2 separate regions of the Homo sapiens genome follow, and region 2 is linked to region 1. A link is a contact called in ENCODE Hi-C data. All regions are on one chromosome and are shown on one strand. Each heading gives the region's core, a stretch centred on a gene start or an enhancer-like site at or near the end of the contact. The rest is flanking DNA. Distances are from core to core; before and after follow the strand shown.

The links. A loop is a pair of places that touch in the nucleus more often than their neighbours do. Pooled maps may share reads with other maps.
Region 2: a loop to region 1 is called in a pooled map, with 9 times the contacts of the local background. The contact joins the promoter of CHROMR here to the enhancer-like site in region 1. A Hi-C loop is called at or near these places in 3 of 37 single-sample maps with no recorded cell type and 9 of 50 pooled maps.

Annotation. Positions count from the first base shown.
Region 1 is chr2:176,928,307-176,935,811 of GRCh38, reverse strand. It overlaps the pseudogene RNU6-187P. Among named protein-coding and RNA genes, the nearest start is that of MIR4444-1, 280 kb to the left of the region's middle. RefSeq lists enhancers at 1-62, 3,613-3,912. Within about 2 kb of position 3,416, at least 4 of the 41 ENCODE cell types and tissues checked have a DNase peak (open chromatin) inside an H3K27ac peak, as active enhancers do.
Region 2 is chr2:178,409,652-178,417,156 of GRCh38, reverse strand. CHROMR (cholesterol induced regulator of metabolism RNA) reads right to left here and starts at 3,498. Exons shown (of 5, transcript NR_110204.1): 1 at 3,044-3,498. RefSeq lists enhancers at 2,007-2,581, 2,369-2,628, 3,130-3,329, 3,159-3,734.

The DNA.
Region 1 (7,505 bases), core at 2,167-4,666:
TGAGGCAGCACTGAACATAAAGATTGCTCAGAGGACCCAGTTTCCCGCCAACTCTGGCTGATACTGAGGAGCCATGTGCAAGTGTCTGAGTTCAAATTTAACTTAAATCATTGAAAAACAAAAACAAAAACAAAACAAAAACAAAAAAACCAGGCGGCGTTGAGCTTCACCATGAGCAAAAGCTGTTCTGCTTTCCCAGTGGGGGATCACTGCACAGCAAGTGGGAAGAAATCAGAATACCTGCCGTGGGGATTTGAGAGGGAAATTGATTGCACACATTTAAATAGATGGGGTGAAGATTTTTCCCTGACAGTAAAACCCATGAATCCTAAGATGAAGAATTTAAGAACAAATGCTTTCAGGTGGACACTGAGAAGAACTGTGAACTTTCTTTTAACCTCCTCAATCAGGTTATCTTGGGTGCAAGCCAGGAAGTTTCCCAAACTATTGGGATAACTGTAAGTTCAGGGCAAAAGGTGATGCTGAATCCCTGCTGTGTGGATTGGTAACTCTGCCGTTTGCAGCAGAGACTGCCTCTTCCAGAGGGAACTCATCTGGAAGGCTGTGGAATCTTGGCTCTGGCCCCACTCATTTATTGGTCAGCTGGAGAAGGTGATGGAAAATGTGCCTTGGGAAAACACAGATGGGTATGTGAACCGACGACGTTGTGCTTAACCCTTCCTGGCCTAATAAGCGAGTGGTTCTCACAACGTGGTCCTAGAAGCAGCATCAGCACCACCCAGGCACGTGTGAGAACTGCACATTCTCAGGCCCAGGCTGATCCCAGATGAATTGAATCAGGAACTCCTGGAGGTGGGGCCCAGCAATGTGTGTTTTAAGAAGCCCTCTAGGTGATTCTGGGCACACCAAAATTGGACAACTTCTCACCTAAAACCCTGAGAGAACATGAGGAAGATTGTTCACCCAAAAGAATACAACTGTAACTTGGAATCAATCTGGCACTCATGTTAATAAAGATGGGAAAAGACAGATGGTCACTTTTTTGGAAGAGATTTGGCAACATCGGCATCATCATAAATATCAGGTAGTATTTGAAAAGGTCAGTATACTAGTAACCTGTTGCTCTAAAATTGGCACATAGTGAACAGCCACAGCATCTCAGTGACATGTAACAGTAGACGGGTTTTCTTCTGTATCTGCAAGGACGGGTTTTCTTCTATATCTTATCGCCTAAGCTCCCTCTTGAGTCTCAGTGCTGGTTCACCTAGTTTGGGCTTATGTGGAGTGACTGCTTTGTTCCACACGTCTGTCCTCCTTTCCCTGTGACCACCGGTAACACAGGCGTGTCCTCTTCATGGTAATGGCAGAAATAGGAGAGAACAAGCAGAAAGCGGGACCTCAAGGCCTGGGCCTGGAGCTGGAACATCTGTCCGATCCATCTCATTCTATTGGCCCAAGCAAGTCATGTGTCCAAGCCCAGATGGAAAACAGATTTGCCTCTGTAGTGAAAGCAACTGCAAAGTCATAGGGCAAAGGGCGTGGCTATAGGTAGGGGTACAGGATGGGGGCCTGTTATGCAATCAACCATAGTGAACAAGTTTCTCTTTGCATTATTAACAGTATATGCACAACAAAACCCAAATGTGAATTTGACTTAACAGGAAAAAAAATGTATCCTTCATTCTTGTCCCTAAAATAATACTAATTTTAGTTGGATCAACTGTGTGATTCTCAATGAAGATATGTTAAGTCAGATTAATCATGTAAATAATTAGCAGAAGAATAAAAGAAAAAGTCATTGTTTTTAAAAACTCTGAATAAATTGATATATTTAAGCCACTTTGTTTCTCAATAGTATATCAAATCCAATTCTTAAAAACAAACCTGTGGGGGCTGGGTGTGGTGGCTCACACCTGGAATCCCAGCACTTTGGCAGGTGGATCACTTGAGGTCAGGAGTTCGAGACCAGCCTGGCCAACATGGCAAAACCCTGTCTCTACTAAAAATACAAAAATTAGCCAGGCATGGTAGTGCACGTCTGTAGTCCCAGTTACTCAGGAGGCTGAAGCAGGAGAATTGCTTGAACCCGGGAGGCAGAGGTTGCAGTGAGCCGAGATCACGTCACTATACTCCAACCTGGGCAACAGAGCGAGAATCTGTCTCCAAAAACCCAAAAGCAAACAAACCCATGGATCAGATCTTACCTACCATGGATTTTCATTGGTAAATAAACTCTTGGTATTCTGTATCTGCAAGGAGTCATCTGATATGCATGTCTGTTTGTTAAACTAGATTTTACTACAGCTTTTTGGGGTTGGTTTAAAGACTGTATTAGCACTGCATTCCTAATTAACTGCTGACACAAATACTAAGGGGGCAAGAGTGTTGCCCACAGCTTGCCTGCAGTTACCAGGTGTAATTATGCACATAGTAGAGATTCAAATCAAGAATAAATCAGTTTCTGGAAACATGCTGTAAGCACTCAGTGTATCGCCCTGCCATTTCCCCCGTTAGCGTTTTTGAGGCATGCACCCAATAGAAGAAATAGCAGGTAGCTACTGTTTAGCTGAATTTAACCTCTGAAGATAAGCATTTCTCCATGTTGTTGGCCAAACATAGAATTTTCTTTTTGCTTTTCACATGTAATGGGAATACAATGATTTCTTCTCATTGCCAAATCTTAGCTGAAGGAAACCTCAGATAATTTTGAAAACTCTCTTATTTTACCAGTTAACAGACATGGCCTAAAACAGTGATATAACTGTTTAAAGTCATCCAATTGGTTAGGGAGGGCTAACCAGAGAAGCTAGGTTTTTCTCACCACACTACACTTTTCATTTGGGAAACGGGGAGTGTTCATGGTTTGATGAATCAAGTACAGTGTAGGGAGCAGACTGTTATGGTCTGTAGACATAAGTGGGATTCAATTTTCTTGTTTGTTGAATGAGAATTATGCTTGTTATGTTATTAGAATGTTTGGGTCAGGAGCAAGTTCTTTTCAAAATAAATAATTTTATTTTGGAGAAATAAAGCAATCTGGGGAAAATTGCCACTGGCCAGTCCTTTTAAATCAATTCACAGGGTCAGTAGACTCTAGTACCGAGGTTGGATATGCTAAGGATAGAGCGAGAGAAAGAGCTCAGTGACTTTTTCAACAACTAGAGTTACTTGCTTAATTATACTTTTTTTTTTTTTAAAAAAGACCTTCGAGGTACAGTATGAGCAGGGAGTAGGGTGAGGACTTCCCTCAGCACCCATCACCAAGTACTCTCAGGGCACCAGCAGGCCCCCATGAAATAGGTGCTGCCAGAAGCCCATGCCTAAAATTTGCTTGGGATTCATCTCTTCCCTTTCTTTTTTATGATGCTGAACCAGAGGATAAAAAGATAAAGAATTGCACAGCCTGGCACGTGAATGCTTCCCCACTGCGTGCTGCTGTTGTGGGGAGGAAGTAGCAGCCGCCAACCGCTGTTTTATTAATAATGAGGCATTCACATAAATTCCATGCAAAATTGATTTTTGACTGTTATATAAGAATCAAATACTAGGCTTTAAAAAGTAATTGAGAAATCTATTTGTAATTTACTTTGCCTATAAGAACCCGCTGTCCTGCCATAAACAATTTTACAGTATTTTCCCCCCTGTTAAACAGCTATTTTTTACACATCTGTTTGGCCCTTTTGCACGACATGCAGTCAGGAGGTGTAACGAATACAGGTTTGAAACAACATGTGGCCACCATTTCTTTCAGTTTCATCTTCAAGGGGATCTCTTGAAAGTTGTGATATCATTTTCATCACAGTACAAGTGAAGTATGTTAATGGCTAGTTATCTGACACTGGGTGTTGACTGATGAGTCATAAATATGCCTTCTGGTGGTAGGAAAGCATGATGACAAAGCTAAGTAATGAAAAAAAAAAGAAAAAAAAACCCAAACCAACGAACCAAAACAGTCTGTTTCTCACTTGTCTTTAAATGCCTTAAGGGCTATGGTCAAATGGAAAGTTCTGTTACAAAGAGTTTCTCTGGGAACCTATTCAATATTCAGCAGTCCTGTACATATTCAACTGTACCAAAAGTATTTAAAGTGTAATTGATTTATTTCTAATTTTTCTTAAGATGGAAATTAGATGGACAAGAAAAGTTTTAAAAGACATAGGTAATGTTACATATTTTGGCTTAACTTCTATTTTCTAAGGATTATTTCTCAGAAGAGAACATGCTTCTGTTCTTATTCTAGGACTTTTTTTTTTTCCAAAAGAAATCCCTTAAAAAGAAAAACAAATCCCTAGTATATTTAAAAAATCCATTCCCCACCATGATCAAATTAGAACATTTCCATCACCCTAGAAGTTCCCTTGTGCTCCTACAGTCAATATATTCCCCCAGCTCTTGGCCCCAGCCAACCAACTACTGATCTGCTTTTTGTTGCTATGGTTTTGCCTTTCCTAGAATTTCATACAGACAGAATCATAGTATGTAGCCCTTTGTGTTTACCTTTTTTCACTTAGCATAATATTTTTGAGATTCACCTATGTTGTCGAGAGTACTAATATTTTGTTGCTTTTATAGTAATACTCCATTGGATATACCACAATTTGTTTATCCATTCACTGGTTAATAGATACTTGGGTTGCTTTCAGTTTTGACGATTATGAATAATGCTGCTATAAACATTGATGTAAAAGTTTTGCGTGGACACATTTTTATCTCTCTTGGGTAAATATCTAGGATAAAGATTGCTGGGTCACATGGCTTGTATATGTTTAACTATATAAGAAATAGTACCATTTTATACTGTCACACAGTCAATGTATGAGAGTTCAAGTTGTCCTACCTCTTCACCCATCCTTGATATTCTCAAGTGCGTAGTAAGTAGCTCATTATGGTTCTAATTGACATTTCCCTCATAATTTGTGATGTAGATCATCTTTTCATGTGCTTATTGGAATTTGTATAACTTCTTTTGTAAAGAGTCTCTTCAAATCTTTTCCCCATTTTATTGGGCTCTTGCCTTCTTAAGTTGTAAATATCTTTTATATATTCTGGATACAAGCCTTTTTGTCAGATATGTTTTTCATATCTATTATTTCAGTCCGGCTTGCCTTTTTTAACACTTTTTTCTGAAGAGCAAAAGCTTTTACTTTTGAAAATGTTTATAAATATTTTTCCTTATGAGTTGTACTTTTGGTGTCCTGTTTAAAAATGCCTTTCCTAACTGTTGTTACAAATATTTTCTCTTATATTTTCTTCCAGAAATGTAATAGTGTTAGCTCTTACTGTTTAGGCCTATGATGTATTTTGTGTTAGCTTTTAAAATATGTTGTAAGGTTGTTTTTTTCCCCTCTAGATATTTAGTTGTTGCAGCACTATTTTGCTGATTTTCCAATTTAGTTATGTTCACATCTTTGTCAAAAATCAACCATATAACTTTGGATTTATTTCTGGACTCTCTATTCTGTTCCATGAATCTATAGGTCTATCCTTGCCTCAGTGCCGCACTGTCTTGACGATCGTAGCTTTCTTGTAAGTCTTAGAATCAAGTAGGATAATAAATCCTTTATTATTCTTTTTCTAATTATTTTGGCTATTCTAGGTCCTTTCCATTTCCATATACATTTTAGCATCTGCTTTTCAATTTCTTCAAAGAAACCTGCTAGGATTTTGATTGAGATTGCATTGAATTTACAAATCAATTTAGGAAGAATTTATTTAAAAAATTAAATATATTTTAAATGACTACTAAAATTATAAACACGTGTGCTTGCTTCAGCAGCACATATACTAAAATTGGAATAATACAGAGAAGATTAGCATGTCCCCTGTGCAAGAATGACATGGAATTCGTGAAGCATTCCGTATTTTTAAAAGCTCAATATTACTGATTGTTAGATAAATGCAAATCAAAGCCACAATTAAATACCATCTCATGCCAATCAGAATGGCTATGATTAAAAAGTCAAAGAATAACAGATGCTGGTGAGGTTGTGGAGAAAAGGGAACACTTATACACTGTTGGTGGGAGTATAAATTAGTTCAACCATTGTGGAAAAAGCAATGTGGCAATTCCTGAAAGAGCTAAAAGGAGAACTACCTTTTGACCTAGCAATCCCATTACTGAGTTTATACCCAGAGGAATGTAAATCATTCTACCATAAAGACACATGCATGTGAATGTTCATTGCAGCACTATTCAGAATAGCAAAGACATGGAATCAAACTAAATGCCCATCAGTGACAGATTGGATGAAGAATGTGGCACATATATACCATAGAATACTATGCAGCCATAAAAAAGAATGAGATCATGTCTTTTGTGGGAACATGGATGGAACTGGAGGCCGTTATCCTTAGCAAATTAATGCAAGAACAGAAAACGAAATACTGCATTTTCTTACTTATAAGTGGTAGCTAAGTGATTGAGAACTCATGGGCACAAAGAGGGGAACAAGAGACACTGAGGCCTACTTGAGGGTGGAGGCTGGGAGGAGGTGAGGAGCAGAAAAAAAAAAACTGTGTATTAGGCTTAATACCTGGGTGATAAAATAATCTGTACAACAAACTCCCATGACATGAGTTTACCTATGTAAAAAACCTGCACATGTACCCCAACTTAAAAGTTAAAAAATACAACATGCACACTAAAACGTGACACATACCAATTTTTAACACACTGTGGATAATTAACATGTCAACTTGTGCAAGCAGGTAAACTAGGTTTTTAGTGCAAACAGAATAAAGCTTTTTTTTTGTCATCTGTTTTATCAAGGTGTGGCTGGACATCACAAACTGCTTTTAGAAAACTATTACTGTTTGCATCTGTTAATATATGTGAATTATGATAGTCTCAATTCTATGCAATCTAAACAAAATACAGCAATCAGTTGGAAGCAGGAGTTAATACGTCTGTTGCAACTGTGTTTATCAAGACTGCTTCATGGCCCGGCATGGTGGCTCACGCCTGTAATCCCAGCGCTTTGGGAGGCTGAGGTGGGCGGATCACGAAGTCAGGAGATCGAGACCATCCTGGCTAACACGGTGAAACCCCGTCTCTATTAAAAATACAAAAAATTAGCTGGGTGTGGTGGTGGGTGCCTGTAGTCCCAGCTACTCGGGAGGCTGAGGCAGGAGAATGGCGCGAACCCCGGAGTCGGAGCTTGCAGTGAGCCGAGATCGCGCCACTGTACTCCAGCCTGGGCGACAGAGCGAGACTGTCTCAAAAAAAAAAAAAAAAAAAAAAAAGACTGCTTCATTATTCATTGACTTTATAGTAAGTATATGTAGAAATTTGAATGCTCACAAATTTATACTAATAAAAACTTCTTCAAGATGTTTTATGTATTTCAACTGCATATCTATTATTGCAATCTGGCTTGCCTTTCTAAACAGGATTTTTTTTCTGAACAGCAAAAGCTTTTAATTTTGAAAAAGTTTATATATATATATTTTAGAATTTCAAGGTTTTATGTAAAATTCTAACAAGTTAGAGGTATTGCAATTTAGCAGAAAGAAAATAGGTTTGGAACAGCAGAGACCTGAGTTTA
Region 2 (7,505 bases), core at 2,249-4,748, 1.5 Mb before region 1:
AGAGGTGGGCCCAACTTTTCACGGGTAGAGTTAAAAAAAATCACATTGCAAAGGGTCTGCCTACAGGGAAGTATTGGAGACATTCTTGCAATGGATCTACCACAGTTCATTTCAATCTGTTTCTTCTCCACTACCCGCATATTTCTGATGCCAAGCAATAGGTCACATTCATATCATAGTGTGACCTCTGGCCCTGCTTTTATATGTAGGGTGTATGTGAACCCGCATAGTCACTAGTAGGAGTATTCCTAGAAACCATTCCAGTAGTGGTATGACCATTACTTAACTATACATGGATGTGACTACAAACCACATACATATATCCCATTAAACCCAAACTCAATGTAGTCTCAACTCAATTTATCCCTTGGCCAAATCCCAGAAATGCCCGTGATCACTCCAAAACTTTAAAGTCGGGGGTTGTGCCTAGCCAGAGCAAGGAAGAGTATTGGGATGGGAGACAAGAGGGAAGTCAGAGTGGGAAGAGACAGCAGGTCTAACTGTCAAGGGCCGAGCTTAGTTCCAGAGAGTTGAGGTGCCAGAAGTCAGAAAAGCAGTGAAGACAATAAGCCAATATGAAAGGAAGGGTCAAGGCTTTAATCCCATGCTGTGATAGAATGGCACCAATCCAGGGTCAGGTGGATCAGCACAGCTTTGCTGAGAGAACCCTTGAACAAAAGGCTCCTGCAGTTTTATGGACCCAGGGCCTGGGATGAGGAGAAGGTGAAGGACTTAGAGTGGAAAAGTACTCAGTACTGAGTCCGAGTGGGGAAAAGTGTCTTCAAGCTTCCTCCTGTCCTCCAATAAGGAGATGTCTGCAGGAGTCCCTGAGGAAGCTCTCCCTCTACATAGAGACCTCCAAATGGACCCCATAATGACTTGGTCACTCTGAGTCATTGTTCTCTGGCATCCTTAATTCCAATATTCTTCACATCACATGAACTCTTTGAGCCTCAGTTTCCTTACCAGTAAAATGGGGATAAACTGCTCTACCTTCCTCTCAGGTTAGAAAGATGAAATGAGATAATAAATGTGCAAATGCTTTGAAAACCTTGAAGATGCACAAATGTAAGCCATTTTCTCCTTAAAAAGTTATGAAATTGAGGTGGCCAACTCTAATATAAAATTCCCTCTGTAACATTTCAACTTAACAGGCTTTAAGGGATCAGCTAAGTAAAAAGCAAATGTTTTACCCAAGCACAGGATTCCAAGGTTATTTATGGCATTCTCTGAATCTCTGTAGTACTTCCTATTGTTACAATCTGTCCTGCATTGTCTGATGATGGCCTTTTATCTTAAATGAGGCTGAGACTTTTTGTTACTATTACATCGGCACTGTCTGAAAAAATATAATGCAAACCATATACATAATTTAAACATTTCTAGTAGCCACACTCTTTGAGAAAAGAAACTGATTGAATTATATTCTATTTAACCTAATATGTCAAAAACATTATCATTTTAACATGTAATAAATATAAAAATTATTAAGATATTTTACATTCTTTTTTACATACTATGTCTCTGAAATCCAGCCTATATTTTATATTTTACATTTACAGTACATGTCTTTTTTTCCTTTTTTTCTTGGAGACAGAGTCTTGCACTGTTGCCTAGACTGGAGTGCAGTGGTGCGATCTCAGCTCACTGCAACCTCTGCCTCCTGGGTTCAAGCAATTCTCCCATCTCAGCCACCCACGCTCAGCTAATTTTTGTATTTTTAGTAGAGACAGGGTTTTGCCATGTTGGCCAGGCTGGTCTCAAACTCCTGGCCTTAAGTGATCCGCCCACCTTGGCCTGGCCTAGCTGTCACTGACTTTGTAAGGAGTTTCTGCAAATGCTTCTTCAGACTTTTCCCACGTTTTTTAAAACCCCTATTTATATTACTACTTAATGGCAATTTCTTCCACGGTCACAGAGAACACAAAGACCTTTGATTTGCTCTTTCCACCACAGAATATCACTCTAGGAAAGCATTCCATCATAATGTATATAAGGTGCCTAAACTGTGCTATAATCTTAAGCATTACAGGGACTCAGAATGAGGTCGTTAAAGCAGTGTTTTCCAAAGCGTGTTCCGCTGACCTAATCCCATACTCAGCGTATGCAACTTGATATTTTAATTTGTACCCTAGTGATCTAGTCTTATGCCTTCTGGGTACATATTGCATCATATCTTTAAACACATCCAGCTTCTAGAATGGTGCTGTACACGCAGGAGGTCGTTGAGCTTCACCTTCCTGCTAATGACAAAATCAGCAATTGCCTTTAACCACAGGAACTTCAGCCCGTTGGTCACTAGGGGGAGACACACACGTGGTGGGCCTCTCCAGGCTCCTCAAATCCCGCCAGAGTCGCCACTGTGTAGTCTGCCCAGAGAAACCACACCCAGTCTTAGGAAGAGGAAACTGACTGCCATCCATTTCACGCTACTGTGGCCGGCGAGCTCAGAGTGGAATCATTTGCAAGGCAGCTCCTCCAAGAATAACCAAGCCGAGATCTAGCTGATCAACGATTGAATTTAGAGTAAAACTTGACAGAATAAAACTCCCTTCGGTTTGTCCGTACTACCTGGGTTTGCAGAAATGCTTTTCCTTAGCATTTAATTTTGGGACCTGTAAATATAACTGCTTTTTAGATGCATTCCATAATCCTCAATTAACTTACTGCAGTAAAAAGATAATTAGGTTAATATAAACTGCTCCAAGGGGTTTCTGATCAGACTGAATTTTATTTCATTTGAAATAAGGTCGTTGTTTAATCTTGCAAGTTAAATAATCTTGATTTTACGCTGAATAGGGGCCTGAGATAGATGAAAGAAAATTTCCTTTTCATACATGTGAGAAATAAACTGTTTCTTACACTCATATTCACAAGTGTGACCGTTAGTCCAAGTTGAGGCAATTAACATATTTAGGAAGAAAAAAACTTCCTCACAGAAGGATTGGCATTGGCCCTTCTGAACAGTATTGCAAAGTCTGAAGGAAAAACCCTATTGACACCACTTTCTAGCCAAATGCTATAGGACGATATCAATACTTACTGTACTGAGTGGGCATTTATTTAGTTATTTCACAGTGAAGATATCTTTTCTGGAAAATTCCTCATAAGAAAACTGAAATTCAAGCTCCTGCTCGTTCTTCAGCCACCGCTACTCGTTCCTGCTTTTTGTGCCCATAGGTTCTTCTGCCCAAAACAAAAGCTGTTAAATCACCGCGGCGGCGCTGACGTCAGGGAGCAGGGCCGCGAGGCCCCACCAGGTCGCCAATGAAGCCTCCCCTCGGCTCTGCCGGGGGCTTTGCGGGGCGCATAGAGGCTCCCAGGCGGATAGAGGCTCCCAGGCGGAGGAGTCCGGGAACCCCTAAAGACCCTTTAGGAAGCAAGGTCCGGAAAACCAAGCACGAGCAAGAGGCCCCGGGCGGCTGTATCCCTGCCCGGCGAATTCAGAGGGAGCGGGCGCCGCGGCCACCCAAGAGCAACGAAGACGGCGGCGCGGAGGAGAGGATGGGGAGGGGTGTGGGCCGCCCAGAGGCGCGGAAGCTGGGAGCACCGCGCGGCTTAGGAACTAAAATAAATGCTTGTCTGAATCTGCCCCGGGTGGGGGATGAAGGAACAAGGGCTTGGGAGGAGACCGATACATTTTAGAAATTGCCGGTGGGGGAGCCAGGGGCGGTGGCTCACGCCTGTAATCCCAGCACTTTGGGAGGCGTAAGGCGGGCTGATCACCTGAGGTCGGTAGTTCGAGAGAGACCATCCTGACCAATATGGAGAAAGAAACCCCATCTCCACTAAAAATACAAAATTAGCCGGGTGTGGTGGTGCATGCCTGTAATCCCAGCTACTAGGGAGGCTGAGACAGGAGAATCGCTTGAACCCGGGAGGCGGAGGTTGTAGTGAGCCAAGATCATGTCACTGGATGTTATTTGTTAATTTTTTGATGTACACTGCAAGATCACACAAGAAATGAAGCTATTAAGCCCAGGTATTGGGCCTTTTATAGGGGTGTTTTTTCATGGTGAATGGGTAAATATGTCTCTACTTTGTGTGCTTATTAAACAACCCTGACTATGTGGTCTTGAAAGGAGAGATCCTGCCTTAGTTTCGCCTCTCATTAGCCTTATGTGAGAGCTTTTTTTCAGAGACAGGCAACCAGGAATATTTATTCCAGAAGCAGTCATTGCAGTGGAGAATTTGGGGTTTGAATCATAGAAGACAGAACTAGATAAAATCCTAGATGTTACCTCCAATCCCTTCATTTAAAAATTTGAGGTCACCCAGGCCAGGTGCAGTGTCTCACGCCTGTAATCTCAGCACTTTGGGAAGCAGAGGCAGGTGGATCACCTGAGGTTAGGAGTTCGAGACCAGCCTGGCCAACATGATGAAACCCCGTCTCTAATAAAAATACAAAAACTAGCTGGGTGTGATGGTGCACACATGTAATCCCAGCTACTAGGGAGGCTGAGGCAGGAGAATTGCTTGAACCCGGGAGGCGGGGATTGCAGTGAGCCCAGATGGCGCCACTGCACTCCAGCCTGGGCGACAGCGCGAGACTCTGTCTCAAAAAAAAAAAAACAACAACAAAATTGAGGTTACCCAAATTAAGAGAATTGGTAGTTAAGACAGACCAAGATTAATAACTTTTAGACATTTGTAGACCCTAGTTATTGGGGGTGCTAGACTCTTAACACTTTTCCAAGAAAAGGGGTAAATCTTGTGTTTCTTAATTCGGAAGGAAAAAAAAAATCTACCACTTGCAATTTGGCATGGGCCAGAGGCAATATTATCAGTTATATGCCTCTACGGTGTGATATTGAGTGATATACATGGAGAGAATATGGGCTACATTTTATGGTTTACTGTTTTGGGGAAATGAGGCCTTTGACATGCAGGGTAATTATTGCTGGGGACTCTGCTCAATAGGAGGCCATCACCTGGGCCCCATGCCAAAGGGAAAGCTTGTAAATTCCACTTCCCTGGAAGGCTGATAACGTGTAATAATCATGACATGGATTACTTGGTCCTGTTGGGTCCCAGCTTGTGAGATTCTTTCTGATCAAAGTTACCATCATGGGCAAACTGTGGTTAAATAGGCTTTAATCTCTGTGTTCATAAAGTTCTATTATCCTGGTCCAAGAGATTGGCAGTCTATAACTTCCTTTTTTTTTTTTTTAACACAAACATGAAATTAACACTTTTTGCTCTAAACTAATTAAAGATTCACGGGAAGTTGCAAAGGTAGTATGGAGATGTCCCTGTACCTTTCACCAAGTCCTTCAGTGGTTACATCTTACATAAATATAGTGCAATATCAAAACAAGGAAATTAACAATGGTACAACATGGATATAGATGTCATTTTTTTATTTAAAAATTTTACTTGTGGTAAAGTACACATAACATAAAATTTACCATCCTAGGCTGGGCATGGTGGCTCATGCCTGTAATCCCAGCAATTTAGGAGGCCAAGGTGGGGGCAGATCATGAGGTCAGGAGTTCGAGACCAGCCTGACCAACATGGTGAAACCCCATCTCTACTAAAAATACAAAAATTAGCTGGGCATGGTGGTGCTCACCTATAGTCCCAGCTACTCAGGAGGCTGAGGCAGGAGAATGGCTAGAACCCGGGAGGCGGAGGTTGCAGTGAGCTGATATTACTCCGTTGCACTCCAGCCTGGGCGACAGAGTGAGACTCCATCTCGAAAAAAAAAAAAAAAAATACCATCCTATTTTTAGGTGCACAGTTCAGTAGTGTCAAGTACATTCACTTTGTTGTGCACCCAATCTCCAGAACTCTTTCTCTTGCAAAATTGCAACTGTGTATGTACCTTTTAAATACTAATGTCCCATTTTCTACTCCTCCCATCTCCTGGAAACCACTTTTCTATTATACTTTCTATTTCTATGAATTTAACTACTTTGGGTACCTCATATAAGTGGAATCATACACTATTTGTCTTTTTGTACCTGACTTATTTCATTTAGTATAATATCCTCAAGGTTCATCCATGTTGTATATGCATCAGAATTTATTTCATTTTTAAGGCTGAATAATATTCCATTTTATGTATATACCACATTTTGTTTATTCTTCAGTCAGTGAACACTTGGATTACTTCCTTCCACCTTTTGGCTATTGTGAATATGGCTGTGTAAATATCTTCTCAAGACCCTGATTTCAATTCTTCTGGATATTGTTATGGGCTGAATGTCCCCACAAAATTCCTATGTTGAAGCCATAATCCCTAGTATCTCAGAATGTGACTGTATTTGGAGACAGGGCCTTTATAGAGATAATTAAGTTAAAATGAGGTCCTTAGGGTGGGCCCTAATTCAATCTGACTGATGTCCTTATAAGAGGAAATTTGGGCACACTGAGAGACACCAGATACTTGTATGGGCCGAGGGACCACGAAGAAACCACACCTACTGATTGATGCCTTGATCTTGAACTTTCGGTCTTCAGAGCTGTGAGAAAATAAATTTCAGTTAAGTCACTCAATCTATGGTTTTCTGTTATGGCAGCCCTAGGAAACTGATGTAGGTATATACCCAGAGGTGAGATTGCTGGATCATATGGTAATTCTATTTTAATTTTTTGGGAAACTGTCATACTCTTTTCCACAGTAGGTGCACCATTTTACATTGCCATCAGTAGATCACAAGGGTTCCAATTTCTCCACAATCTCATTGACACTTGTGTGCTGTTTGTTCGTTTGTTTATAGTAGCCATCCTACTCTCTGTGATGTGGCATCTCATCGTGGTTTTGATTTGCATTTCCGTAATGCAATGTAGTGATGTTGAGCACCTTTTAAAGTGCTTGTTGGCCATTTGTGTATCTTCTTTGGGTAAATGTCTATTCAGGTCCTTTGCCCATTTTTAAATAAAGTGTTTGCTTTTTTGTTGTTGAGTTGTAGGTTTCTTATCCTTTAAAAACCCTCTTGTTGGACCTAAACCCTGGGAGAACTGATGACCATAGAAGTTTTCAAGGAACCTAATTTTAGAAAGAGAGGGGGCTACAGATATGTAGATTAATTGTGTGACTTACTGTCCAAACCGGACACTTTTGAGAAGGGGGTGCTAAACATCATTATAATTTTATATTTTAAAAAATATTTATTGACCAACAAATTCATGTTATTATATTGGTGGACTTATAACAATTGTATTCAATTTTCAAAGAAAAAATTCTTTTTTAAAAAATAAAAATCTAGAAAATTTAGAAAGTTTTATTCGTAAAAGAATATACAAGGATTTAAAAACAAATTTAAAAATGTATTCATATTGATTATCTGAACATTAAAAAAACTCAACAGAATAATAACTTTTGGTACATATTTGTGTCCACTAATCAGTTACTTAGATGTATCTCTAATATTGTATCACTGGCATTTTCCAAAGTGCGTGTCTGGTCTTATTATTTTTCATTTTCTTCTTAAAATTGCCTGCAGTGTTCTTTGACATTGTGTTTTATGGTTAATAATTTTGTGATTGTTTACATCTTCAAT